Regions from separate parts of the Homo sapiens genome. Here all the other regions are linked to region 6. Evidence: chromatin contacts called from ENCODE Hi-C or POLR2A ChIA-PET data. All regions are on one chromosome and are shown on one strand. Each heading gives the region's core, a stretch centred on a gene start or an enhancer-like site at or near the end of the contact. The rest is flanking DNA. Distances are from core to core; before and after follow the strand shown.

Region 1 (3,511 bases), core at 367-2,866, 580 kb after region 6:
TTTAGGAAACAAGAGGTTAACAGGTATCAGGAGACCTTAAAGCCACACATATGCTGTAGGAAAAAAAACCTTAAAGCTCTAGACCTGATTCTGGTTGAGGTTGAGTTCGATGACTTGCAGCTCTCCCACTGAGTCAGGTATACTTCGAATCTGGTTCTTAGAGAGATCCATCACATCCAGGTGCCGTAGGCTACAAAGTTGGGGAGGTAATGCTCCCAGTTGGTTCCCAGAGAGGCTCAGGGTCTTGAGGGCAGAGAGTTGCCCAAAGGTAGACGGCAGCTCTCTAAGGTGATTGTTGTTTAGGCTTAGCGTCTCTAGTTTTTTCAGATTGCATATCTCATCAGGCAGAACAGCTGGCAAAGAAAAATTTTTTTAAAACCTGAATGTGATAGAGCTGAAAACAACTTTGATGAAGTTTATAAAGACTATATGGCAGCCTGCTTCGCCTCTTGTTAATATATGTAAAACTCCCACATGTGCCATTTTTAGATATTGCATTTTACCAACATAGTCTTTAGAAGGTGAGGGTGCCATCAAAATGCCGGAGAGCATTTGTGTGTATAATGGGCTCCTTTTGTAAAGGGGCCCAAGGCACAATCCGACAGCAATTTTGTGATATTTGGAAGATCCTCCCCTTCTCATCCATCCCCCATTCCAAGTTAGGTAGCTTTGTTTACATTACATCCCCAAAATGTTCTTCTCTTTCAAGTCCAAATTAACCCAGTAACAATCATTATAACACCCAATCATTATAAGGCTTATTTTAGATGTAATTACAAGAAGTAGAAAGAAGGCTTCAAGGATTCCGGCATTCGCAACTTGAGCCCTCCTGCACGGTTTCATAACAAAAACAAAAATCAGCTTGTAAGAGAAAACCACCCCTGGTAACAGCTGATCACTAGCAAAAGCCTCCCTGGCGAGAGCCATACTCAGTTTGTTGTTGTTCAGGGAGAGGCTCTTCAGCAGAGTGAACTTTCCTATCAGCAAAGGCGGTAGGCTTTCGATCTTGTTGTTGGACAAGTCGATGGTCCTGAGATTGCTCGTCAGCTTCTGCAAGTCTGCGGGGAACTGGAGAAAGGAGTTCACAGCGTGGGGAATCCCGCACCGACTAAGTTCGCCGCCCCCGCCGTCCCTCTCCCTTTAAGTTCCCTGGTCGTGTCCCTCCCAGTCTCACCTCGGTCAGCCCTCGGTCCTTAAGCTGAAAGACACCAGTTTTCTGCGCCGTTTCCACATGAGCGCGGAGCGCACTGTTTCCCATCCTAGCGCCGCGGCTCAGGTCCCTGCGGGAAGGAAGCGCTGCTGTCACCGCCCAGTCCACCCGGTCGGCCTCCCGGCTGGGGCTCCTGCCCCAGCTCTCAACTCCCGCCGATCCCTGGCTCCTGGGGCCCGACCCAAGAGCGACAAGGAAGAAACGGAAGAACACACAGCCCGACCACCAAGCCCTGCCGCCTTTGCAGCTCTGCGGAGGCCAGGCGCCTCTGGGAGCCTACGGAAGATCAGGGAGCCCCGGACTCGCCTCCCACCGCTCAGCTGCCGTAAGGCTCCGCAGGTGAAGACCCAGGACCCGCAGTAGCCGGGATGCGCTCCCCGGCTTAGTCCCGGGCGGGAACGCCCTGTGACGTCATCGAGCCGCGCCGTGCGTTCGCCCTGCGATCCCGCTCACTCTTGGCGCCTTCGCGGAAGGTGCGTCCGAGCCATGGCCGCTGCCAACCCGTGGGACCCGGCGTCCGCGCCTAACGGCGCTGGGCTAGTGCTAGGCCACTTCATAGCTTCGGGGATGGTCAATCAGGTACGTGGGGGTGGCGGTGGTGTCATCAAGGGGGTGCCCAAGGTGGCAACAATATGGCTGTGAGTTGGTGCTGCTGGCTGTGGGAGTGGTGAGGGTCCTGGTTGGGGTCTGTACTAGAGTAATAAGAGCCCCTTCCAGGCAACAGCCGCGAACGTTCTGCCGTGGATGCTTGGAAAGCGGGGATCTGAGTAGATGGTGTTTAGGGTAGACTGTGTTTTGAGTGTCTGTAGGGTAAATTTGTCCCAGTCCAGTTTGTGGGAGATTAGACTGTTACCAGCCTTTTTTTCATCCAGTGATACTGCCTCTAGACTGTAGTGTAAGGGCGGGGATGGGAAATACGGGTCGTTCTGTCCCCTTGCGGAACAAGCATTTCCAACAACCCTCGTTTGTGGGAAGTGTTGAATCGTATTTGGGGCGGGAGGTGCTGGGTAGAGAAGAGCGCCAGAAGCTCTTTTTTGACATTTTTATTTTATTTTATTATTTATTTATTTATTTATATGAGACAGAGTCTCGCTCTAACGCCCAGGCTGGAGTGCAGTGGCGTGGTCTCGGCTCACTGCAACCTCCGCCTTCCTGGTTCAAGCGATTCTCCTGCCTCAGCCTCTGGAGTAGCTGGGACTACAGGCGCCCACCACCACACCCAGCTAATTTTTTTTTGTATGTTTAGTAGAGACGGGGTTTCACCTTGTAAGCCAGGATGGTCCCGATCTCCTGACCTCGTGATCCACCCGCCTCGGCCTCCCAAAGTGCTGGGATTACAGGCGTGAGCCACCGCGCCCGGCCTTGGCATCTTTAAAGGCAAAAAAAAAAAAAAAAAAAAAAAAGTATTGGCTAAAAAGATAAGACCTTGGAACGTGAATGGAGGAAGAGATTAATTTTGAGAAGGAGAGAAAAGAGACATTAACCCAAGGAGTCACGGAGTGGCAGTTTTAGGTTGGGCAAGAGGAGCATGTCGGAGGAAGGAGCCAACAGAGGGAGAAATTGAACATGTGAGGAAATAATGGAATGCAGTGACAGGAGGGCATGGGGCAAGTGGGATCAAGGGCATTGAGAAAAATGGGGAAATAAATTTTGATATATAGAGGAAGTTGAGAAATTTCACTAAAAAGAAAACAGAAAAGTTAAACTGATCTGTAAAAATCAGCACATATTAGCCGGCATGGTGGCGTACACCTGTAGTCCCAACTACTCCGCGGACCACATGGGTCCTGGAGGCTCAGATGGGAAGATGGCTTGAGCTTAAGAGATGGAGGTTGCAGTGAGATGCGATCGGGCCACTGCACTTAGCCTGGGCGACAGAGTGAGACCCTGTCTCAGGGAAAAAAAAAAAAAAAAAAGCACTACAAACATGATGGAAGATTTACGGAAAATACATAACTTTTTATAGTCAGAAGAGCCATTAGAGACTCTAATACCTTACAGTATTTTTTAATTTAAGAAACTAAGGCTTAGACCAAGAAACTTGCCCATGGTCACTAGACTGTTAAAGGAGAATTAGATCTTAGTACTCTCCCTTTTGACACATTGTATCCCCTCTCAAGATGAACTGTTATAAGAGGCTGTGATACTGTATTAAAAGATTTTAAGCTTTTGTTGAACACCCATTGTCTGGGTGATGGGGAGATTCAGGTGGTCCTAGTTGACTAACTTTACCAGGAGTGACCACAGCACTCTACAGTGTAATCCTTCCTCCCTTCTCTCCTGTGTTTTCTTTTTTTTTTG
Region 2 (3,414 bases), core at 138-2,637, 860 kb before region 6:
CTGCTAAATGGCTTCTAGAGATTCTCTTTTAGGGTGATGAATTAAATAGTGGTTGATGGCTACAGAATTTAATAAATATAGTTTCAGAAAATTACTTAATTATACGCTTTAGAAAGCGGAATTTTTTGGTATTTGAATCATATTTCAATAAAGCTATTATTTAATTTAAGTTGCCACTGAAAAGCCACAATAATTTTGTTGTGGAGGAAATAATGAAAGTCACTGACTGGAAAAGTAACCTGTGACGTTAGCCAGGTCAACCTCCAAATTCCTTCCCCCATTTCTAACAAGTACATCAAACTAGAGACAGTGTGTGAATCAAAGAATTCCAGGCACAGTTGGCTGTTAACTAGAATAGTAAGTGGCTGCCTAGGTTCTGTCATTCCTAAACTGTAGGGGGCTTCTAGCCTCGGAGATTACGGAAGTAGTACTTTCCATTAGCGAGCTCAAGAAGGAATGTCAAAATAGGATGACACTTTCCTAGTCGCTATGTAAAAACCTAAAAAACCAGAAGAGGTGTCATCTAGACACTCCCAAGTCTATGCAGGTGTCAGCCTGCCCCCACCCAACACCAGCCAGCAGCGTGCACCATTCAACCGTATCTCAACTTGCCCCTTACAAAATGACACACTAACAAGCCCTTAGATCTCATTTGTTTAAAATGACAGATACACAACCTTCACGGGGTTCCCACTCAAGGCCTTCCAGCCTCCGCCCTGCCCCTGCCCACCCCCAAACCTACACACGTGTTAGCCCGACACCGCCCCACCGGGTCCCACGTGCACCTGGTCTAACACACTCCCCACGTGTGGGCGCCCCACGGGCTTCCTCAGGTGGCTGAGGTCACCGCATGACCCCGGGTCTCCAGAGATATGAAACGGGAAGGACAAGGCCCTAGTCCCTGAGGTCCCAACCCTGCGGGGAGTGTCCACACCCATCCTCCATACTAACCCCAACAAATCCAAGGGCCGGGGGCGACGGCCCCTTTAAGACGCGGCCCAGTTGTCGCCCGCAGAGAGGGGCGCAACAAGACCTACACAACCCCCACTCCGTTCGCCCGCCCACGTCTAGTTGCCTCACCTCGGGCCGCCTGGCCCCGCCGCCGCGACGGCGGCGGAGGGGGGGCGGGGTGCGGGCGGGGTCCGGAGGGGGGGGTCGCCCCGCCGACGGTGGAGCCGCGGTTCGCTCTCTGAGGCCGTGGGACGGTGACTGCGTTGGGCGTGGACGCTCCTAGCTCGCTCCCTCCGCGGCTCCTGGGACCCCAAGATGGCGGCGGCGCTGAGGCGGCTGCGGGCGCTGGGCCGGCGGCGGCGGCGGCCACTTTCACTCACTGAGAGGAGCGGAGCAGGGACACGGGGAGCCATGGCGGGGGGGAGGAGAGGCGCCATAGCCAGGCCAGAACAATCGAGCCGCTACACGGGTGGCTTACCCCCACCCCGCCCACACTCACTGCTCGTCGCCTGCCCGTGGCCACCCGTAGTGCCGCTGCCGTCGGCCTCGCGCAGCTCGCACCCCGCCGCTGCCACCTGACGCCCCGTGCGAACCGGGGTTCGAGGGGAGACCCTGATCCATGCCATCTGAGTACAGATTAGTCGGGACTGGGACTGGCGAAGATTGCCGAAAGGCGGCGGGGAGGAGGAGGAGGATGTCATCGCTACAGTGAGCAAGCAGATCTCGCAGGAGAAAATGTCGCGAGAGCTTTCCAGGCCCGCAACCGCCGATGCAAGGTTACTTTTCCCGGAAGTAACGTCAATCGAAACCGCCCGGGATCCTGGGATATTTGTTCCCGCAGGCTAGAGGTGGGAAGGTGCAGCCAAGTTGATAAGATCTCTTTAGGGGAAGGAGAGGCTCGCAGCTGGTATTTTGTTACTAGTTTCTGACCCCTTTGGATGGGGTTGTAGATTGTCGGGGAAGTGCCTGGTGTGTAGTTCGACTACTATACAGTAATTAGTTTGGGGCTCCCATTTAGACTCTGGGAGCAAGAACGCTATAGGTTGGGTAGGACAGCATAGTTAGATAAGATGTCTACGTGAAGGTTGTGGGATACAAGGACTTGGGAACACGCAGACCTGTTATCGGAAATGCCAGCCTGTTCTCACATCCACACAGTGTGCCTCTGAAAAGCGAATAATTGCTTTTACCTGTGCCAATTCTACAATTTGAGTCCACTGCCACCCACATTTACTAAACTTGGGGTCTCGCTATGTTGCCCAGTCTACTGGGCTGGTTCCCAGTCTCCTGGCCTGAAGTGATCCTCCTGCCTGGAAGGATCACCTCAGGCCAAACGTCTCAGAGCAGTCCATTAGACTGGTCAACATAGCGAGACCCCGTCTCTACAAAAAAGACAACATAATAAATGTAATCGACCCAACTACCAGGATGTGTGGTGAGAATTGCCTAGGGTAAGGCCTAGGTGTAGATAAGAATTAGAACTTACTGAAAGTTAAATATGCTGTTAATTCAGTTCCTTTGGGTCTCATTCTTTAATCCATTTTAACCTGGCCCTTAGCATTTAACTAAAAAGTACTTTATTAAGGTCATCAAGTAGCCTTCTTGTGCTGAGTTAACTGACCTTTAAAAAGTTAAATTTGTGTCAGGGTGCAGTGCCACACGCCTGTAATCCCAGCACTTTGGGAGGTCAGGTGGTCGAATCACCTGAGGTCAGGAGCTCGAGACCAGCCTGACCAATATGGTGAAACCCCATCTCTACTAAAAATACAAAAATTAGCCGGGCGTGGTGGCGGGTGCCTGTAGTCCAGCTACTTGGGAGCCTGAGGCAGGAGAATCGCTTGAACCTGGGAGGCGGAGGTTACAGTGAACCGAGATCGCACCATTGCACTCCAGCCTGGGCAGCAAGAGCGAAATTCCGTATCAAAAAGAAAAAAAAAAAAATCCATCTCAAAAAGAAAAAAAAAAAGTTACATTTGCAAGCCAAGCGCGGTAGCTCACGCGTGTAATCCCGGCACTTTGGGAGGCTGAGGCGGGTGGATCACTTGAGGTCGGGATTTTGAGACCAGCCTGGCCAACATGGTGAAACCTCGTCTCTACTGAAAAAAAAAAAAAAAAAAAAAAAAAAAGATTAGCCGGGCGTGGTGGCGGGCACCTGTAATCCCAGCTACTCGGGAGTCTGAGGCAGGAGAATCTCTTGAACCTGGGAGGCAGGGGTTGCAGTGAGCCGAGACTGAGCCACTGTACTCCAACCTGGGACAGAGCGAGACTCTGCCTCAAGAAAAAAAACCAAGAGTTAAATTTGCTTGAATGCATGGCCAGGCACGGTGGCTCACGCCTGTAATCCCAGTACTTTGGGAGGCCTAGGCAGGCAGATCACGAGGTCAGGAGTTTGAGACCAGCCTGACCAACCTTGAAACCCTGTCTCTACTAAAAATACAAAAATTAGCTGGGCATGATGGCGCG
Region 3 (3,644 bases), core at 241-2,740, 520 kb after region 6:
TTCACGACCAAACTTGAGAACGGGGCTTAAAGCAAATTTTAAGATTTCCCATGCTATTTACAACAGTACTAAGCTCTTAATAAGCACTCAAAAGTTATCTGTGGGCCGGGCGTGGTGGCTCAAGCCTGTAATCCCAGCACTTTCAGAGGCCAAGGTGGGTGGATCACCTAAGGTCAGGAGTTGGAGACTAGCCTGGCCAACATGGTGAGACCTCGTCTCTACTAAAAATACAAAAATTAGCCGGGCGTGGTGGTGGTGCACGCCTGCAATCCCAGCTACTCGGGAGGCTGAGGCAGGAGAATCTCTTGAAACTGGAAGGCGGAGGTTGCAGTGAGCCAAGATCCCGCCACTGCACTCCAGCCTGGGCGAAAGAGCGAAACTCCGTCCTAAAAAAAATAATAATAATAAAAATAAATAAAAATACAAAAAATTAGCCAGGTATGGTGGTGGGTGCCTGTAATCCCAGCTACTGGGTAGGCTGAGGCAGGAGAATTGCTTGAATCCAGGAGGCGGAGGTTGCAGTGAGCTAAGATCGCGCCACTGCACCCCAGCCTGGCAACAAGAGCGAAACTTTGTCTCAAAAAAAAAAAAAGAAGTTATTTGTGCTTTGAATAAACTGGATATAAACCATTATGGTGGATACAGCACTTATTTGCTAGGTAAGAGAACTTCGCTTACCTAGGATGACAGTCTCAAGTTGCTAAAAGCCACGGATATCTCAAACTTCTCAATAAGATGCCTTAATCTTACTCTCAAAGATGATTACACAACAAATTGAAAGGGGAAGAGGATGTAAAGCATTTCCTCTCCACAATTATACACCGAGATTCGGACTAAATATTAAACGGACACAGTAAGCTGTTGTTACTATTTGTTATTAGTTGTTATTATCAAGACGCATCCCACAAGGAGAGAAACGAAAGGAGGAAAAAGAACGGAGGTTGTCAGTCGCGAGAGGTTGAAATGTGTCCCTGGCCTGAGACCTACGGGCTTTAAGGACCAGGGTCTTTGGACTCCCTGCCCAACTGGGGACGAAGGAGGTCAGTGGCTTCCCCTAAAGGTCAAGGCTTTGGAGCCACGTTTCCTTCTGGGGCTGGGAGCAGAGCTGGAACGCCCCCGCGAAAATCCGTACCCCGAAGCCAGCAGCACCGCCTGCCCATAAACCCGCGCCGGCTCTGGGAGAGTGGACCACCAGGTTGCCCCTGAGCCGCAGCCTGCAGGAGTAGAAACCCGGTGGTGTCTTGCAGCCCCACAACCTCCCTAAGGGGCAGACGACCAGGACCCTTGGGCTCCGATACGCTCAACGCAGGCCGGCCCGTCGATACTCACATTCACAGCCAACCCCTCTTACTCCATCAGGCCGCCGAGAGCCAGGCGAGGGAGCTCCCTGACGCCTCAGACGCCCCCTTCAGTTTTGGGTCCGGGAGCCTGCTCCGGACCCGCTCCCCGCCGGGCCCCGCCACAGCCGCCGCCAACGCGCAGGCGCACACCGAAGCCGTCACGCTCGCTTTTTTTTCCTTTGCCGTCCGCAGTTCTCAATAATCTAGCTTTATTTGAACACAAGAGAGTGAACAACGGACACACAGGAAGAGGTTTTTCTCAAAAAGAATGGAGGAAGAACAAAGGCAGGCCCGCTTGCGGGAGAGTCAGTACGCAGCGTTGGACGCTATGAACAGCCTCCCTGGTCCCTTTTTCATTCTCCTTGTTTCTCCTTGTTCTTTCCCGGCCTCCCTGTAGCTCCTACTCTCTTCCTTGGTGTCCCGCCATTTCCTTTAGTCAGTGGCAACTGTTCGGGCTACATTTTGAAAACACTCCTTCCTTGTAAAACTTTCTGAAGTTGAATGGAAGGTGCAAGAGCTTTAGAACAGCCAGACCTGAGTTTCAGATCTTGGACTAGCTACGAATAATTTGTGACTTTGGGTAAATTACAATTCTTCTTGGAACCTCAGGTTCTTGAGTTAAAATTAGGATAATGTTATCTCACAGGGTGTTGCTAGGATTAAATAACATAGGTCAAGTGTTTATCTATGAATGCTGCCTATCACAGAGCAGACATTCCATAATACTGACTTTATTCTTACTCATGCCTAAGGTATTTATAATATTTTTTAAGTAGAGACGGGGTTTCACCATGTTGCCCAGGCTGGTCTCAAACTCCTCGGCTCAAGTGATCTGCCTGCCTTGGCCTTCCAAAGTTCTGGGATTGCAGGTGTCAGCCACCGCGCCCAGCCTACATTTATTATTTATTTATTTAGTTAGTTAGTTAGTTAGTTATTTTGAGATGGAGTCTTGCTCTGTCGTTCAGGCTGTAGTGCAGAACCGCTCTCTTGGTTCACTGCAACCTCCACCTTCCGGGTTCAAGCGATAATCCTGCCTCAGCCTCCCAAGTAGCTGGAATTACAGACGTGCACTACCACGCCCAACTAATTTTTGTATTTTTAGTAGAGATGGGGTTTCGCCATATTGGCCAGGCAGGTCTCAAACTCCTGACTTCAAATGATCCGCCCACCTCGGCTTCCCTAAGTGCTGGTATTACAGGTGTGAGCCACCGCGCCCGGCCGCCTATATTTATTATTAAACTTAGCCCATACCCATTCCCTCAGAAACCTAATTTTAGTGACTAAGACTATCAGATAAATGAAATGACATTCAGGTTGATAATTATGTGGAGTGTCCCTCCTATATTATTGAGATTATAACATCTCTGTTTAACAAGACCTTCAACGTCTCAAATAAAAGTAAGCAGCGGTGGGGCACAGTGGCTCACGCCTGTAATCCCAGCACTTTGGGAGGACGAGGTGGGCAGATCATGAGGTCCAGAGATCGAGACCATCCTGGCCAACATGGTGAAACCCCTTCTCTACTAAAAACACAAAAATTAGCTGGGCGTGGTGGTGCGTGCCTGTAGTCCCAGCTACTCGGAAGGCTGAGGAAGGAGAATCGCTTGAACCCGGGAGTCGGAGGTTGCAGTGAGCCGAGACCTCGCCCCTGCACTCCAGCCTAGCGACAGAGCGAGACTGCGTCTCAAAAAAAAAAAAAAAAAAAAAAAGAGAGAGAAAAAAGAAAGGAAGCGGCTATATTAACCTCTTCTATGTAAATCCAGATTTGTTCTAGAGGTTTAGGAAACTTCCAATTCCGTGTTTGTGACATCACAAGTCCTTGAAACACTCAAGGGTTGTGGTACGCTGCTCATTCTATTCTCCTTCAAAGGCATGCAATGGAGGAACTATTTTACCCTATAAACTCTGGGCCATCATTCAGGGAAAAGCCTGTAGAAGACCACAGTCAGATATTGGTGAGTGCCAAGGTAACGCTAGATTATGGTTTCTCAACTTTGGGATTACTGACATTTTGGAACATATACTTTTTTGTCAGGGGTATCCTGTGCATTATAAGATGTTTAGCAGCAGACTGGGAGCAGTGGCTCACACATGTAATCCTATAACTTTGGGAGGTCAAGGGAGGCAGATCGCTTGAGTCCAGGAGTTTGAGACCAGCCTGGGTGACATGGTGAAACCGTGTCTCTACAAAAAATGCAGAAATTAGCCGGCAGTGGTGGTGCACACCTGTAGTCCCAGCTACTCAGGAGGCTGAGGTGGGAGGATTTGAGCTGCAAAGGTAGAGGTTGCAGTGAGCTGACATCA
Region 4 (3,937 bases), core at 1,405-3,904, 540 kb before region 6:
AGCAATTCTCCTGCCTCAGCCTGCCAAGCAGCTGGGATTACAGGGGCCCACCACCACGCCCAGCTAATTTTTGTATTTTTAGTAGAGATAGGGTTTCACCATGTTGGCCAGGCTGGTCTTGAACTCCTGACCTCGTGATCCACCCACCTTGGCCTCCCAAAGTGCTGGGACTACAGGCATGAGCCACCATGCCTGGTCTACAAATTTTTTTTTTTTTTTTTTTTTTTTGAGACAGAGTCTTGCTCTGTTGCCCAGGCCGGAGTGCAGTGGTGCGATCTCGGCTCACTGCAAGCTCCGCCTCCCGGGTTCACGCCATTCTCCTGCCTCAGCCTCCTGAGTAGCTGGGACTACAGGCACCCGCCACCATGCCCGGCTAATTTTTTGTATTTTTAGTAGAGACGGGGTTTCACCGTGTTAGCCAGGATGGTCTGGATCTCCTGACCTCGTGATCCACCCACCCTGGCCTCCCAAAGTGCTGGGATTACAGGCGTGAGCCACTGCGCCCGGCCCTACAAAATTTTTAAAAAATTAGCTGAGTGTGGTGGCATGCGCCTGTGGTCCCAGCTATTCATTCAAAATAAAAGCTACATAAGCTGGGTGTAGTGGTGTGTGCCTGTAGTCCCAGCTACCCAGGAGGCTGAGATAGGAGGATCACCTGAGCTTAGGAGGTTGAGGCTGCAGAGAGCCATGATCACACAACTGCACTCCAGCCTGGGTGACAGTGAGACCCTGACTCAAATAATAATAACAGTAATAATAATTATGCCGATGCTCGCCTGACAGAGTAGGCACTTAATAAATTTTTGTTGAATAAGCAGATGCTACTTGGCATACCTATGGTGTCAAGTTTTATTTTTTTTTGAAATGGAGTTTTGCTCTTTGTTGCCCAGGCTGGAGTGCAGTGGGGCAATCTCAGCTCACTGCAACCTCCGCCTCCCGGGTTCAAGTGATTCTCCTGTCTTAGCTTCCCAAGTAGCTGGGATTACAAGTGTCCGCCACCACACCTGGCTAATTTTTGTATTTTTAGTAGAGACGGGGTTTCACCATGCTGGCTAGGCTGGTCTTGATCTCCTGACCTCAGGTGATCTGCCTGGCTTGGCCTCCCAAAGTGCTGGGATTACAGGCATGAGCCACCATGCCTGGCCGCCTTCTTTTTTTTTTAATTTTATTTTTAGAGCTGGGGTCTCACTGTGTCACCCAAGCTACATGGTGGGACATTTTCTAACTTGGTTACATTGAGATTACTTGAAGAGATAAAGGACACTGTCACTTTGGGGGTTCTTGTTCCAACCCCTCTACTGCAATACTGATATCCCTTTTTTTTTTTTTTTTTTTTTTTTTTTTGAGATGGAGTCTCGCTTTGTTGCCCAGGCTGGAGTGCAATGACGTGATCTCAGCTCACTGCAAGCTCTGCCTCCTGGGTTCACACCATTCTCCCGCCTCAGCCTCCCGAGTAGCTGGGACTACAGGTGCCCGCCACTACACCCGGCTAATTTTTTTGTATTTTTAGTAGAGACGGGGTTTCACTGTGTTAGCCAGGATGGTCTCGATCTCCTGACCTTGTGATCCGCCCACCTCAGCCTCCCAAAGTGCTGGGATTACAAGTGTGAGCTACCGTGTCCGGCCCCCTACTCCTTTTTTTTTTTTTGAAGACAGGGTCTCACTCTGTTACCCAAGCTGAAGTGCAGTGACGTGGTCATGGATCACTCTAGCTTTGACCTCCTGGCTTCAAGTGATCCTCCCTCCTCTGCCTCTGGAGTAGCTGGGATCACAGGTGTGTGCCACCATGCCCAGCTAATTTATTTATTTATTTTGAGACAGAGTCTTGCTCTGTTGCCCAGGCTGGAGTGCAGTGGTGTGATCTCAGCTCACTGCAACCTCTCTGCCTCCTGGGCCCAACCAGTTCTCCCACAGCCTCCTGTGTAGCTGGGATTACAAGCATATGCCACCACATCTGCCTACTTTTTGTATTTTTAGTAGAGACGGGGTTTCGTCATGTTGGCCAGGCTGGTCTCAAACTCCTGACCTCAAGTAATCTGCCCATCTTGGCCTCCCAAAGTGCTGGGATTACAGGCGTGAGCCACCACTCCTGGCCACAGCGAATTGATTTTTAATTTTTTGTAGAGACAGGGTCTCCCTGTGTTGCCCATGCTGGTCTCAAATTCCTGGGCTCAAGGGATCCTTCCTCCTACCTTGGCCTCCCAAAGTACTGGGATTACAGGCCACCTGTAAGCCACCTGTGAGCCACCACGCCCAGCCAATATTCACTGTTTAAATCAACCAACAGTTTTGCTATGAAAGGGACACTAGGAAGTAACTTCTCGGATTTAAAGCTCTGCGAATTACTCTTTTTTCCTCGTCATCTCGTAGATCCTTCCACTTCTCTCTGTCCCTGTGGCTACTTGTTTAATGCGACTGCTGTGGGTTCCTTCTGAGTCCTCTCTGTACTTCCACCCTGGCCCCTCTAGTCTGTTCATCTACCAGTTGTAGTGCTCTTTTTTTTTTTTTCTCTCTCTCTCTCTTTCCAGGAGTGCTCTTTTAAAACCCTTGCTGGATTGGGTTACTCCCCTGCTTCAAACCATTTGATGGCTTCCCACTGCCTAACTTCCATGCTCCTCACCCTGTTTTATAAAGCTCAGAAAGATATGTTTTCTTCTTACCACTAACCCACCGCATTCAATTCTCCTGCTTGCCTGCTAAACTTTAGTCACAGTTTCTCTTTCAGTTCTTTGACTAAGCCAAGCTGTTATCAGCTTCAGGGCCTTAGCTGTTCCATCTGAAGGCCTCTGTCCAGAAAACTGTACCATCTTTTCCTCTCGTGAAGTTTCTAGTCTCAGCCTCAGTGCCTCAGAGAAGCCTCTCTAACCACCCTACTGCAGATAGCCCCTGCACTCATTTGATTCACTTCCTTCTTAACACTTACCATTAGATGGAATTCATTGTTTCTTTACTTGTTCATTGTTTGTCTCCCATACTTGATTTTAAATTCCATGAGGTCAAGGACCATGTATCTTTTCCTTATTTTTTCTTTGTTTTTAATTTAATTTAATTTATTTTATTTTTTCTTTTCTTTTTTTTTTTTTTGAGACAGAGTCTTGCTCTATTGCCCAGGCTGGAATGCAGTGGCACGATATCAGCTCACTGCCATCCCTACCTCCTGGGTTCACGCAGTTCTCCTGCCTCAGCTTCGTGAGTAGCTGGGATTACAGGTGCATGCCACCATGTCTGGCTAATTTTTTTTTTTTTTTTTTTTTTGAGACAGAGTCTCGCTGCCCCCTAGGCTGGAGTGCAGTGGCGCGATCTCGGCTCACTGCAACCTCTGGTTCACTACAACCTCCACCTCCCGGGTTCAAGCGATTCTCCAGCCTCAGCCTCCCAAATAGCTGGGACTACAGGCGCGTGGCACCACACCCAACTAATCTTTTGTATTTTTAGTAGAGACAGGGTGGGAAGACTTTTTTGTTGCATATTGGTCTATTCAGCTATTATGAGCCCTCAATAAGAATGTAAAGGACTGGCTGGGCATCGTGGCTCACACCTGTAATCCTAGCACTTTGGGAGGGTGAGGCAGGTAGATTGCCTGAGCTCAGAGGTTCAAGACCAGCCTGGGCAACATGATGAAACCCTGTCTCTACTAATAATACAAAATATTAGCTGGGCGTGGTGGTGCATGCCTGTAGTCCCAGCTACTTGGAAGGCTGAGGTGGGAGAATCGCTTGAACCTGGGAGGCAAAGGCTGCAGTGAGCCAAGATCATACCACTGCACTCTTGTCTAGGCGACAGACCAAGATTTCATCTCCAAAAACAAACAAAAAGAATATAAAGGACTGAGCTAAAAAGTAATCTTGCTGTGAGTTTTCCCAGTAACTTCCTATACAATCCTCAAGTTGTGGGAAGTGCATCTTGTATCTTTCACACTGTTAAGAGAGTCTTTGCT
Region 5 (3,891 bases), core at 355-2,854, 570 kb before region 6:
CAAATCCTATGAAACAAGTCAGATACGTATTTCCTTTCTGTAGGATACAGACACCAATAGGTAAAATGACATTATCAATACTTTTTTTTTTTTTTGAGACGGAGTCTTGCTCTGTCACCAGGCTAGAGATCTCCGCTCACTGCAATCTCCGCCTCCTGGGTTCAAGCGATTCTCTTGTCTCAGCCTCCTGAATAGCTGGGATTACAGGCGGGCGCCACCATGCCCGGCTAATTTTTGTTTTTGTTTTTGTTTTTTCAGTAGAGATGAGGTTCCACTATGTTGGCCAGAGTGGTCTCGAACTCCTGACCTCAGGTGATCCGCCTACATGGGCCTCCTAAAGTACTGGGATTACAGGCGTCAGCCACGGCGCCCAACCTTTTTTTTTTTTTTTTTTTTTGAGATGGAGTCTCGCTCTGTCACCCAGGCTGGAGTGCAATGGCACGACCCTGGCTCACTGCAACCTCCGCCTCCCGGGTTCAAGTGCTTCTCCTGCCTCTGCCTCCCGAGTGGCTGAAATTACAGGTGCCCGCCACCATGCCCAACTTTTTTTTTTTTTTTTTTAAGACAGAGTCCAGCTCTGTCCCCCAAGTTGGAGTGCAGTTGTGCGATCTCGGCTCATTGTAACCTCCACCTCCTGGTTTCAAGCAATTCTCTTGCCTCAGTCACTGGGATTACAGGCGTGCGCCACCACGCCCAGCTAATTTTTGTATTTTTAGTAGAGACAGGGTTTCACCATGTTGGCCAGGCTGGTCTCGAACTCCTGACCTCAAGTGATCCGCCCGCCTCGGCCTCCCAAAGTGCTGGGATTACAGGCGTGAGCCACCGCGCCCAGCCGACATTATCAATAAGGTTTGTTGATAAATCAAAACCATGTAAACAGTATGTTTTCACATGTATTATAAACGTTAAGGGAACCAGGAAAAATTAACAGTTGATCTGAGGTCCCGGAATTATGGATAATATTTAAATTCCCCCGCGCCGGTTGCACTTAAATGATTTTACCTCTACACATACCGAAATTTGAGAAACAAATGATAGCTCATAAAATGTTTTCCAAACCCTCCGTAGTGTTACTTCTCTAATAATATAACTTTAATTATAAATGCTTTGTTTCATTTTTTTTTTTCTACCAGTAAACAGAAAATCTAAACTATTAACTGGACAATACCGCCCTGAGGTTGACGGTGGGTTTTGACAACACAATCCACGCAGCTAGAAGTGAGTAGAATTAGTAAAGCTATCCATGCCTTACCATGTGCCAGAAACTGCTCTAAGTGTTTCACTGACGGCTCACAACAATCCTGAGAGAGGTACTATTATTATTTCAATTATAGAGACGAAGAAACTGACGTTCCAAGGCTAATTTACCCGAGGTCACACAGGTAGTGAGTGGCAAAATTCTTCCGCCTTGGCGTATACCTCCCGCACTCACGGCCTGGCCTCCGGAGGCTAGACGGTTCGCCGCGCTGGGGAGGCCCCCTCAACCCTCAAGTGCCAGGGCTCTGTCGCCTCCCCACACCCGGGACACACCAACCGCCGGCCTGCCGCCGCTTACCTCCCCGAGCCTATAGTGTACCTTCCGCCCAGAAGCCACTTTACCCGTATAGGTCCATCTGCTTTTCCCTTCCGATGCCAAACAAGGCGTCAGAACACCAAAGTTCCGGCCGAGTACAGAAGCCCAGGAAGGACAGCAAGGACCCCGTAGCCCAGCCAACTGAGGTTTTTGGAGGTTTTTGGTCCACTTGGTCGCCAGTTGTAAGGAAGCAGTGAGAATTCAGATAAGTTTTTCGCCTCTCCTTCCTGTATCCTTTCAGGCGGCAAACTCCATCCCTGCGTCTTTTTTTTTTTTTTTTTTTTTGAGACGGATTCTCGCTCTGTCGCCCAGGCTGGAGTGCAGTGGCGCGATCTCGGCTCACTACAACCTCTGCCTCCCAGATTCAAGCGATTCTCCTGCCTCAGCCTCCCGAGTAGCTGGGATTACAGGTGCGCGCCATCATGCCCGACTAATTTTTGTATTTTTAGTAGAGACGGGGTTTCACCATGTTAGCCGGGATGATCTCGATCTCCTGACCTCGTGATCCACCCGCCTCGGCCTCCCAAAGTGCTGAGATTACAGGCGCGAGCCACCAAGCCCGGCCCCCTGCGTCTTTCAAATAGAACCCAGTTATTGCTAACGCGCCTGTATCCCTTCCTTCCTTATCTGTCGCCTCGGTCCCCACAAGAACTGCCTGAGGCCTCAAAAGGCCGATTCTGCTGGAATTGCCCCCATGAATTCTTGAGGACCACCACGCACCTGGACAGCAGCCCCTCCTACCAGCCCTTCCCGAGTCTCGCCCCACACGGTCGCCAGTTGCTCAGGGCATCTGTTTGTACCTTGTGCACACCTCTCTTAAAGCACTTTTTTTTTTTGAGACGGAGTCTCACTCTGTTGCCCAGGCTGTAGTGCAGTGGCGCGATCTGCAACCTCCGACTCCTGGGTTGGAGCAATTCTCCTGCCTCAGCCTCCCAAGTAGCTGGGATTACAGGTGTGTGCCACCACACCCGGATAATTTTTGTATTTTTAGTAGAGATGGGGTTTCGCCATGTTGGCCAGGCTGGTCTCGAAATCCTGACCTCATGATCCACCCACCTCGGCCTCCCAAAGTGCTGGTATTACAGGCGTGAGCCACCATGCCCGGCCAAAGCACTTAAACATTGTTTGTTTTTGTTTTTTTTTCTTACTGCCAGGGAAGACAGAATCAACATTGTATCTTTCACTCACTTCTCACTTCCTTTGCCACGCTGTGAGCTTTCTTGGGTCCAGACTGCGCTGTTTTTCCTTTCCCCAGAATGTACCATAGCGGCGGGAATTTAGTGCTTAGTGTGAATTTGAGAGCATATAGTTCCGTAACACCTTTGTTCTCTAAGGTTCCGAAGGAGCTCACTAAATACACTAGCCCTTTCCATGTTTTCTCCTTCACTAGTTTCCGCGCCGCCTCCTCTTCCTCAAATTCGGCTTGGCTTCTCTAGACTCTACACTTGCCCCCTCAAACCTTACCTTTCTGCCCCCATCACTGACTCTTCTATTCTCTTCCCACAACCTTTAATGCGGGCTGTCTCTCCATGGCCCATCCTGCCTCTACCTCTTTTCTAGTTTCAAATATAAGTTATCGGCCGGGCGCGGTGGTTCACGCCTGTAATCCCAGCACTTTGGGAGGCCGAGGCGGGCGGATCACAAGGTCAGGAGATCGAGACCATCCTGGCTAACACGGTGAAACCCCGTCTCTACTAAAAATACAAAAAAATTGGCCGGGCGTGCTGGCGGGCGCCTGTAGTCCCAGCTACTCAGGAGACTGAGGCAGGAGAATGGCGTGAACCCGGGAGACGGAGCTTGCAGTGAGCCGAGATCGCACCACTGCACTCCAGCCTGGGCCACAGAGCCAGACTCCGTCTCAGAAAAAGAAAAAATCGAAATGTCTTTTTGTTGTTGTTTTTTAGGAAATATCCTTGAGCAATAAAGAAAACTAAATGTCTAAAACTAAATGTGTCATTTTTCCTCCTACTAATTCCTCCTGTCTCCCTATTTCTGTAAATGGCCACATCCTTCTAGGATGGAAATGCTTGACTGTCCTTGGCTCCTCTCCTTAAAATCTTCTCTTACTGATTTTAAATCCTGTTGCATTCTCTTGCTGTTTTTGATCTTTGATCTTTTCACACCTTCTTTCCAAGCCCACTGACACGTTTCTTGTTTTTTTGGTTTTTAAAATATAGTAGCCATCCTAATGAGTGTGAAGTGGTATCTCATTTTGGTTTTGATTTGCATGTCTCTAATCATTAGTTGTTTGCTGCTTTTTTTTTTTTGAACCACAGTCTTCCTCACCCAGGCTGGAGTGCAGTGGCGTGATCTCGGCT
Region 6 (3,783 bases), core at 210-2,709:
TCGCAGTGTATCTGGAGGCCTGGATTTAACATATTTCCTGTAGTGATAGCTACTCTATTTGTAGGAACTATTTAGGTCACTGGAGTGGAGAAAAAGAGGTCGCTACTTAACAGAAATGGCATGTATCCAAATATAGATGCAGTTTTCTCAACACCTGTTGCACATCAAATGATGAAGAGATTGTTACAATTTCCAAAACCCTGGACCAAAACCTTAAATGATCAGCACTTTGTTTCAACTGATACACGGCTTAAGTCAGAAAAATAAGTTCTTCTTACCAAAAACAGTGAGCCTAAATATGCTGGCTGCTTTAGAAATAAAACAGGTGATCAACAAAGCAATCTGTTTCTGTCTAAATAATTTCCCAGCAAAAGTCACTTCTTTTGAAACTATATGATTTGAACCACAGGGTATGCACAGTGATTGTGTGCTTTCAGAAACACGGTAAGCATGACAAATATTTTCAGTTGTCAAGGGTAAGCGAGGAGGGAATGACCCACCTAAGAAATGGAAACTAACAAATAGTAATATGACACTCCCCCTTAGTTCCACAGGCTGGTGCGGCTGCTACACGCAGCTCACTTCCTACGGGCGGCTAAAGGCGGTGCATGAACTGAACGTAGGCGGCCTCTTTATCCCCTCCCCACAACACTGTGGGGTGGCACGTAAAGACCTCAAGGGAAGGGGGCCTGGGCGATACGCTCTCCTGCTGCCATTCATTTGTTCAAGAAATAGTTGAACAAATGAATAGTTAAACAAACTCTCCAACTAGGACTCTGTCCCATTCGGATACCCTACGCCTCTCCCCCCATTTCCATCCCTAGGCATCACTCCCTCGTCAAGAATATGCTGATTATGGCTCGCGCCCCCTCTCTCCCTTGGACCCTCCCGCCAGGGCGACCGGACGAGGCCAGCGGGAGCAACGCCTTCCGAACCGCAAGGAAGGAGGGCTCGGAGTGCGCAGGGCGCGGGTTCGCGGGACCCTCCAGCGCGCGGGGCTGGCCAGCCGGGGCGGGGCCGAGGGCACCGGGCGCCGAGCTCCGGGAGGGGTCCCCGAGGTCGCGCCGGCCGGGAGGGGCAGCGGCGGGAGGCGGCCGACTGCGGCGCACACGTGGGGAGGGCGGAGCGGGGCGGGAGCCGGGCGAGGGGCGGTGACGGTACCTGATGAAGGTGGTCTTGCCGGTGCTGTACTGGCCCACCAGCAGGATCATGGGCTTGTTCTCGAAGTCGGCGTCCTCCAGCGCAGGCGAGTGGAACTCGTGGAAGCGGTACGCCTCCTCCAGCGGCAGCACCTTGCGCAGGTAGAGCGAGCGCAGCCCGCCCGTCACCGTCTGCACCGCGTCCGCGCCGCCAGCGCGTTCGCGCCCGCCCGCCTGCCGCCCCATCCAGCTGAACATCCTGCCGCCAGTCCACGCTCGGATGGGACCCTGCTCCGGGTTCGACTCTCCCCGGCTCGCACTGAGCCGCCCCGGCCGCGCTGGCCGCCGCCCGAGGAGGGCCCCGCCTTGTGCTGCCACAGCCAGTCTTCGGCCGCTACGTCACGCGCGCTCGCCCACTATTCAGACGAGCTCTCTCAGGTCCTTCCTGATTGGATCTCTGCCAGAGAGGGCTGAAGGCGTCAGCCAATTGAGAGGAGGTTCTTAATGAATTATTGATGACGGAGTCATTCTAGAGGACTGGGCGGGGAGATGGTGTCTTCCCGGCCGGGTGGCACTGACCGGTCATGCTCAGGGCCCCCTTCTGGTTGCCGGTGCCTCACCTCTGGCCAGGTGGCATCGGCTTCCGGGTAAATCTGAGCTGCCCAAAGCGAGCCTCCGGAGGCTGCTCCATCTCCTGGAACGTTTACTCATTCAGGCCTCTGGACGTCGATACTGGGGATGAAAAGTTCAGAAAGTGGACAGGCAGGTTCTGTCTTCCCGGGGGCGGGTGGTTATGACTCCGTTTTACAGGCCAAGAGACCCAGGCTCACGGGCATAATTGACACAATCTTGAGGGGAAGTGGACTGGAATCTATTTGAGTAGCCGTTTCTCCTACTTCTCCACATTGCCCTCACTAAATTCTGGATCAGCTAAAGGCTTTTTCCCCTTAGTTTTCTTTATGTGTTTTTCTGTAAAGCCGAAAATTTAGTCATTACTCTCATTATTACATTATCCTCATTATTACAACTTTATTTCCACATATTGACATGTGAGTCATTGTCACCTCCTAGCTGTTTTTTGTTGTTGTTGTTGTTTTCTGAGACGGAGTCTCGCTCTGTCGCCCAGGCTGGAGTGCAGTGGCACGATCTCGGCTCACTGCAACCTCCGCTTCCCGGGTTCAAGCAATTTTCCTGTCTCAGCCTCCTGAGTAGCTGGGACTACAGGCGCTCACCACCATGCCCAGCTAATTTTTGTATTTTTAGTAGAGATGGGGTTTCACCATATTGGTAAGGCTGGTCTTGAACTCCTGACCTCAGATGATCCGCCTGCCTTGGCCTCCCAAAGTATTGGGATTATAGGCGTGAGCCACCGCCCCTGGCCTGTTTCTTTTCTAGGTTAAAAGGATACTCACTTATCTAAGTTGAGATTGGGGGAAATAATCACCTTTTGTGTCCTTGATTGTAGCTTAGGAATATTTCTTAGTTGTTTTAGAGCATTTCTCAAGTGTGATCCATGGGGCCACCTGCATATATGCATTTATGAGCTGGGATGCTTGTTAAAATGCAGATTCCTGGTCTTCAGTCCAGACCTACTGAGTTAAAATATTGAGGAGAGATGGAGCTCAACAGATGCCCTAGGTGACTCTGATGTGGCCTAAGTCTGGGGAAACAGTACACCCTGCAGTACTTCTCCAACCTAACAGAAATGCGGATTCTGATTCGGTAGGTATGGGATGGGGCCCATGACTCTACATTTCTAACAGGCTCTCGGGTATTGCCAATGCTACCCATCCCTGGACCATACTTGGAGTATGAGAGAACAGGACTTTGCATCAAAAGATCTGGGTTTGAACCTTGACTATGTAAATTAATGGCTGTGTGATTTTAAATGTGATGAGTTACCTCTCTGCCCTAGTTTCCTTAAGAGCAAAATGGAAACTCCTTTGGAGTTGTTGTGTGGGTCACATAGTTGGAGGGAATTGTATGTAACTAGGGAAGTGAAAAGAAAGCCAAGGGAAAATAAAGTTAGACATCTGCCTTGTGTCAAAATAAAACAAAGATTGAAATGTAAAAAGAAAATGAAACCACTGCACTACTAGAAGAAGGTACAAGAGATTTATACAATTTGGCGGTGGAAAAGCCTTTCTAACCAACATTAAGGACAGAAATTATGAAAGCAAAGGCTGACATATTTGACAACAAAAGTAAAAGCTTCGATGTATTTTTTTAGAATACATAAAAACAAACGGATATAAATACAATCTTACCATATGATGCAGAAATCAGCTCCTTAGTATTTACCCAAATGAATTGAAAACTTATATCCACAGAAAAGCCTGTACATGGATGTTCATAGTGGCTTTATTCATAAGTGCCAAAAATTGGAAGCAACTAACATGTCCTTCAGTAAGTGAAAGGATAATCTGTGGTACATCCAGACAATGGAATCTTATTCAGCACTAAAAAGAAATGAGCTATCAAGCCATAAAAAGACACAGAGGAAACTTAAATGCCTATTACTAAGTGAAAGAAGCCAATCCGAAAATGCTATGTACTGTACGATTTCATCTTTATGACATTCTGGAGAAGGCAAAATTATGGAGGAAGTAAAAAGGTCAGTAGTTTCTAGGTGTTAGGGAGAAGG
Region 7 (3,656 bases), core at 345-2,844, 640 kb after region 6:
AGTACCTGGGAACACAGGTGCGCACCACCACACCCAGCTAATTTTTGTATTTTTTTTTTTTTTTAAGATGGAGTTTTTCCAAGTTGCCTAGGCTGGTCTCAAACTCCTGGGCTCAGGTGGTCCTCCCACCTCAGCCTCCCAAAGTGCTGGGATTACAGGTGTAAGCCACTGCGCCCAGCCTATTTTTAGTTTTGTATCCAGAGTAAGTGCTTGTATACATGTACAGTCAGGGTGCTTTCTTCTGAATCCCCTGAGTAGACCTAACTGACCCAGCTACTCTCTAAGGCACAAAAAATAGCTCACCCATTATAGCAAATGGATGCTTCATTTCACTCATTCTGACCCAGAGGCTGGGTTTTGAAGTGTACTTCATTGATTGATTGATTGACAAGGTCTCACTCTGTCTCCCAGGCTGGAGTGCAGTGGCGTGATCATAGCTCACTGCAGCCTCTATCTCCCGGGCTCAAGTGATCCTACCACCTTAGCTTCCTGAGTAGCTGGGACTACAGGCATGTGCCACGTCCTCCACATGGAGGAGTCTAAAGTCTGTGCACAACCCTGTAACCATTGTGCTCTTTTTCCTTCCCAGCACAACCCTGCATTTTTCTGGTGCTTTTTTTTTTTTTTTTTTTTTTTTTTAAGATGGAGTCTCTCTCTGTCACCCAGGCTGGAGTACAGTGGTGCGATCTCAGTTCACTACAACCTTCGCCTCCTGGGTTCAAGCAATTCTCCTGCCTCATTCTCCTGAGTAGCTGGGACTACAGGCATGCACCACCATGCGCGGCTAATTTTTATATTTTTAGTAGAGATGGGGTTTCACCATGTTGGCCAGGCTGGTCTCAAACTCCTGACCTCAAGTGATCTGCCCACCTCACCCTCCCAAAGTGCTGGGATGACAGGTGTGAGCCACTGTGCCCACCCTCCTGATGCCTCTTTTTCTGAATAGATTCTTTCTCATCTGTGGAGTACCCTAGGAATTCCAGTTTCATATTAGAGAGGGAAAGAATAAATACAGGACCTCCAGACTGAATCTAGGAGAATCTTAATATATTATACACACACACACTTATACACACACACACACACACACACACACACACACACAAATATATATTTGAATATAATTAAATCCTATATTGTTTTACAGGTTTTTCCTAAATCCCACCTGCTTCCAAGTATTTATTTTCTAGCAAGTATTTATTTACCCCCCTCTGATCAGTATCTTCCACATAGAAGTACTTACACAGTAGGGAGGATGAATCTCTTAGGCATTTGTCAGCTCCGTTAGGATTTTTAGAGGTTTACTATGTTTTATTGAAAACCAGCCTCAAGTTCCTGATTGACTGTCCAGGTTTGTGTCAGTATATTTCTTAGTTGTCACTAACAAGTAATTGTGGAGCTGAGTGCTCACCCCCACCCCCCGCAGGTCTCTTTTCCATTATCTTATTTTTTGTTTTTTTGCATACACTTTGGTAAGTTGCTGAGACAACCTTGAGAAACACCTTTGTCCAGGGATATGGGCTAAGGCTGGAGTCAGGCTTTGTTTGCTTGGTTGAAGTGACTTGCTATGAAGGGCTGAGGTGTAAGAAGTGCCACAGACGAGTGTGGTTAGAGATCTTGTGACTCTGGCATGCAGCACTGCCCTTCTGCAAGCTAGTCTTTAGGATTGGAGGAGGGTAGTGTGGTTTGTGGGTAGTGTGGCTTGAGGGAAGACAGGACCCTGCCAGCCGGATGCGTGAGGTGGATGCTGTTCAGATGAACACATAACTAATCTCTTCAACCAGACCCTGGATTGCCAAGAATGATATGGGCTTCACCTGGGCTGGCTGAACCCAACAATGAAACCGGAATTGTCTCAGAGGCTCAGCTCCCTTGCTTCTCTTACATTAAGATTGGTCTCTAGAGACCCATTTAGACTAAACAGTATTAAAAACAGGAAATTTGCTCCTAGCAGCCTGATTGCAGGAAAAGTTTTTTCCACATAGGCAGGAATGAATGTTAAGAACAAAAACTCCATCCTCCAGGCTTGTTTTCTTATATAAAATTATTAGCAACCAAAAAAACTTGAAGCATCTTTGACATATTGGACTACCTCTCAGAGTGCTGACAGGACCCAATACCAAAAGGTGATAAAGAGCTCTTGTGAACACAATCAAAAATATGAAAACGGTGCTTTGTGGAAGATACTGACCTGGTAATGTTTATCTTGCCTGAAGATCAAATATGTGGAAATTAATGCAGAAAGGATTGGGGGAAACCTAAAGAACAGCTATAATTTAATTTTAGTCAACACTCATTTATTGTGACTATTCTGGATTCAGTCCATAGATTATGTATTCATGTATTCAGTCAGTGTTAACCGAGCATGCACTGTGCGTTGTTGCTGGGTGCCATGTCCCAGCTTCAGCCTTAGATGTGTGAGATCCTCTTTCCTCTTTGGTACCTCAGGGGCTTGCTAGGGTTTTCTTATGACAGTTCCGGGCATCCCTAGATCTAGAGACCAAACTCCTGGGACTGCTGCTCTTTTGAATGATTTTGCTGCTGAGGATAGTGGGGGGCGGGAAGGGGAATATATTGGAAGAAGAGAAAGGGGACAAAGAGAAAACTAAAAGCTAGAAAGGAAATGCTTTTTTTCTTCTGTGATGTCATTCTGCCCAAATAAGTCGAGTGTTGAAGAAGGCTTCTAAGCCCTCAGAACGTGACCCAAGTCCTCTCTCTAACCCTGGCTTCTATTCATAACCCTAATGTGGCTCAGTCAGTGTGTCATGAACACACTTCTGCAGAAGAGACGGTATGGTCAAAAGATTCTTTAGTAGATCTGTGTCATTTCTTTGCTTGTGAGGAAACAACTATTTTTAAAACTTTTTTTTTTTTTTTGAGATGGAGTCTTGCTCTGTCACCAGGCTGGGGTACAGTGGCACAATCTTGACTCACTGCAACCACTGCCTCCCAGGTTCAAGCAATTCTCCTGCTGCAGCCTCCTGAGTAGCTGGGACTACAGGCACGCGCCACCACGCCCAGCTAATTTTTGTGTTTTTAATAGAGATCGGGTTTCACCATGTTGGCCAGGCTAGTCTTGAACTCCTGACCTCGTGATCTGCCTGCCTTGGCCTCCCAAAGTGCTGGGATTACAGGTGTGAGCCACCGTGCCCAGCCCTGAAATTTTAATTTAAGTGAAGGTGACAGTGGTTTCTGGCTAACTAGTTAATCAGAAATGTATTTGAATAATGGCTGGGTGTGGTGGCTCATGCCTGCAATTCCAGCACTTTGGGAGGCTGAGGCGGATGGATCACTTGAGGTCAGGAGTTCCAGACCAGCCTGGCCCATATGGCAAAACCCTATCTCTACTAAAAATTCAAAAATTAGCTGAGCATGGTGGTGGGCTCCTGTAATCCCAGCTACTCGCGAGGCTGAGGCAGGAGAATCACTTGAACGCAGGAGGTGGAGGTTGCAGTAAGCTTAGATCACGGCACTGAACTCCAGCCTGGGCGACAGAACGAGACACTATCTCCAAGAAATAAAATAAAAAATAAAGAAATGTGTTTGAATAAGAGTCTCATTTTGTGATCATTTACGTAAAAGCAGCATAACCATTGCTTTATGATAGTCATTTTTGCTGCTCGCTGAATATTCATTGCCCTTCATCTTCTGCTGCT

Evidence for each region. A loop is a pair of places that touch in the nucleus more often than their neighbours do. ChIA-PET counts read pairs that join two places held with the same protein, here RNA polymerase II (POLR2A). Pooled maps may share reads with other maps.
Region 1: a pooled map shows a loop between it and region 6 (8-fold over the local background). The contact joins the promoter of LRRC57 here to the promoter of EHD4 in region 6. A Hi-C loop is called at or near these places in 8 of 50 pooled maps. POLR2A ChIA-PET finds 5 or more read pairs at or near these places in 2 of 52 experiments (activated naive CD4-positive, alpha-beta T cell and naive thymus-derived CD4-positive, alpha-beta T cell).
Region 2: a loop to region 6 is called in a map of naive thymus-derived CD4-positive, alpha-beta T cell, with 8 times the contacts of the local background. The contact joins the promoter of INO80 here to the promoter of EHD4 in region 6. A Hi-C loop is called at or near these places in 1 of 168 maps with a recorded cell type or tissue (naive thymus-derived CD4-positive, alpha-beta T cell), 6 of 37 single-sample maps with no recorded cell type and 10 of 50 pooled maps.
Region 3: a pooled map shows a loop between it and region 6 (13-fold over the local background). The contact joins the promoter of ZNF106 here to the promoter of EHD4 in region 6. A Hi-C loop is called at or near these places in 12 of 37 single-sample maps with no recorded cell type and 12 of 50 pooled maps. POLR2A ChIA-PET finds 5 or more read pairs at or near these places in 4 of 52 experiments (CD4-positive, alpha-beta T cell, CD4-positive, alpha-beta memory T cell, WTC11 and 1 more).
Region 4: a loop to region 6 is called in a pooled map, with 20 times the contacts of the local background. The contact joins the enhancer-like site here to the promoter of EHD4 in region 6. A Hi-C loop is called at or near these places in 2 of 168 maps with a recorded cell type or tissue (B cell and CD4-positive, alpha-beta memory T cell), 1 of 37 single-sample maps with no recorded cell type and 13 of 50 pooled maps. POLR2A ChIA-PET finds 5 or more read pairs at or near these places in 1 of 52 experiments (activated CD4-positive, alpha-beta T cell).
Region 5: a pooled map shows a loop between it and region 6 (6-fold over the local background). The contact joins the promoter of NDUFAF1 here to the promoter of EHD4 in region 6. A Hi-C loop is called at or near these places in 2 of 168 maps with a recorded cell type or tissue (B cell and CD4-positive, alpha-beta memory T cell) and 13 of 50 pooled maps. POLR2A ChIA-PET finds 5 or more read pairs at or near these places in 1 of 52 experiments (activated CD4-positive, alpha-beta T cell).
Region 7: a loop to region 6 is called in a map with no recorded cell type, with 7 times the contacts of the local background. The contact joins the enhancer-like site here to the promoter of EHD4 in region 6. A Hi-C loop is called at or near these places in 3 of 37 single-sample maps with no recorded cell type and 7 of 50 pooled maps. POLR2A ChIA-PET finds 5 or more read pairs at or near these places in 1 of 52 experiments (activated T-cell).

Annotation. Positions count from the first base shown.
Region 1 is chr15:42,547,177-42,550,687 of GRCh38, forward strand. It overlaps LRRC57 (leucine rich repeat containing 57), which reads right to left and starts at 1,617. Exons shown (of 6, transcript NM_153260.3): 1 at 1,517-1,617; 2 at 1,175-1,280; 3 at 930-1,068; 4 at 85-353. The coding sequence starts at 1,258. HAUS2 (HAUS augmin like complex subunit 2) reads left to right here and starts at 1,662. Exons shown (of 6, transcript NM_018097.3): 1 at 1,662-1,789. The coding sequence starts at 1,697. RefSeq lists an enhancer at 1,453-1,922.
Region 2 is chr15:41,114,893-41,118,306 of GRCh38, forward strand. It overlaps INO80 (INO80 complex ATPase subunit), which reads right to left and starts at 1,388. Exons shown (of 36, transcript NM_017553.3): 1 at 1,081-1,388. RefSeq lists enhancers at 250-1,030, 656-705, 786-835, 886-965, 1,031-1,810 and 2 more and a silencer at 1,066-1,335.
Region 3 is chr15:42,489,651-42,493,294 of GRCh38, forward strand. It overlaps ZNF106 (zinc finger protein 106), which reads right to left and starts at 1,491. Exons shown (of 22, transcript NM_001366845.3): 1 at 1,330-1,491. It also overlaps a transcript of SNAP23 not described here. RefSeq lists enhancers at 964-1,153, 1,204-1,253, 1,554-1,663.
Region 4 is chr15:41,426,942-41,430,878 of GRCh38, forward strand. All of the region lies in intron 1 of RTF1 (RTF1 homolog, Paf1/RNA polymerase II complex component), which reads left to right. Among named protein-coding and RNA genes, the nearest start is that of RTF1, 12 kb to the left of the region's middle. RefSeq lists an enhancer at 2,633-2,852. Within about 2 kb of position 2,655, at least 3 of the 41 ENCODE cell types and tissues checked have a DNase peak (open chromatin) inside an H3K27ac peak, as active enhancers do; they include B cell, where a contact is called at or near this core.
Region 5 is chr15:41,400,892-41,404,782 of GRCh38, forward strand. It overlaps NDUFAF1 (NADH:ubiquinone oxidoreductase complex assembly factor 1), which reads right to left and starts at 1,605. Exons shown (of 5, transcript NM_016013.4): 1 at 1,253-1,605.
Region 6 is chr15:41,971,098-41,974,880 of GRCh38, forward strand. It overlaps EHD4 (EH domain containing 4), which reads right to left and starts at 1,460. Exons shown (of 6, transcript NM_139265.4): 1 at 1,162-1,460. The coding sequence starts at 1,397. PLA2G4E-AS1 (PLA2G4E antisense RNA 1) reads left to right here and starts at 1,666. Exons shown (of 4, transcript NR_120334.1): 1 at 1,666-1,901; 2 at 2,707-2,861. RefSeq lists silencers at 902-1,171, 1,272-1,341, 1,382-1,511.
Region 7 is chr15:42,606,582-42,610,237 of GRCh38, forward strand. The region is part of intron 3 of STARD9 (StAR related lipid transfer domain containing 9); the gene reads left to right. Among named protein-coding and RNA genes, the nearest start is that of STARD9, 33 kb to the left of the region's middle. RefSeq lists an enhancer at 2,462-2,731. Within about 2 kb of position 1,595, at least 10 of the 41 ENCODE cell types and tissues checked have a DNase peak (open chromatin) inside an H3K27ac peak, as active enhancers do.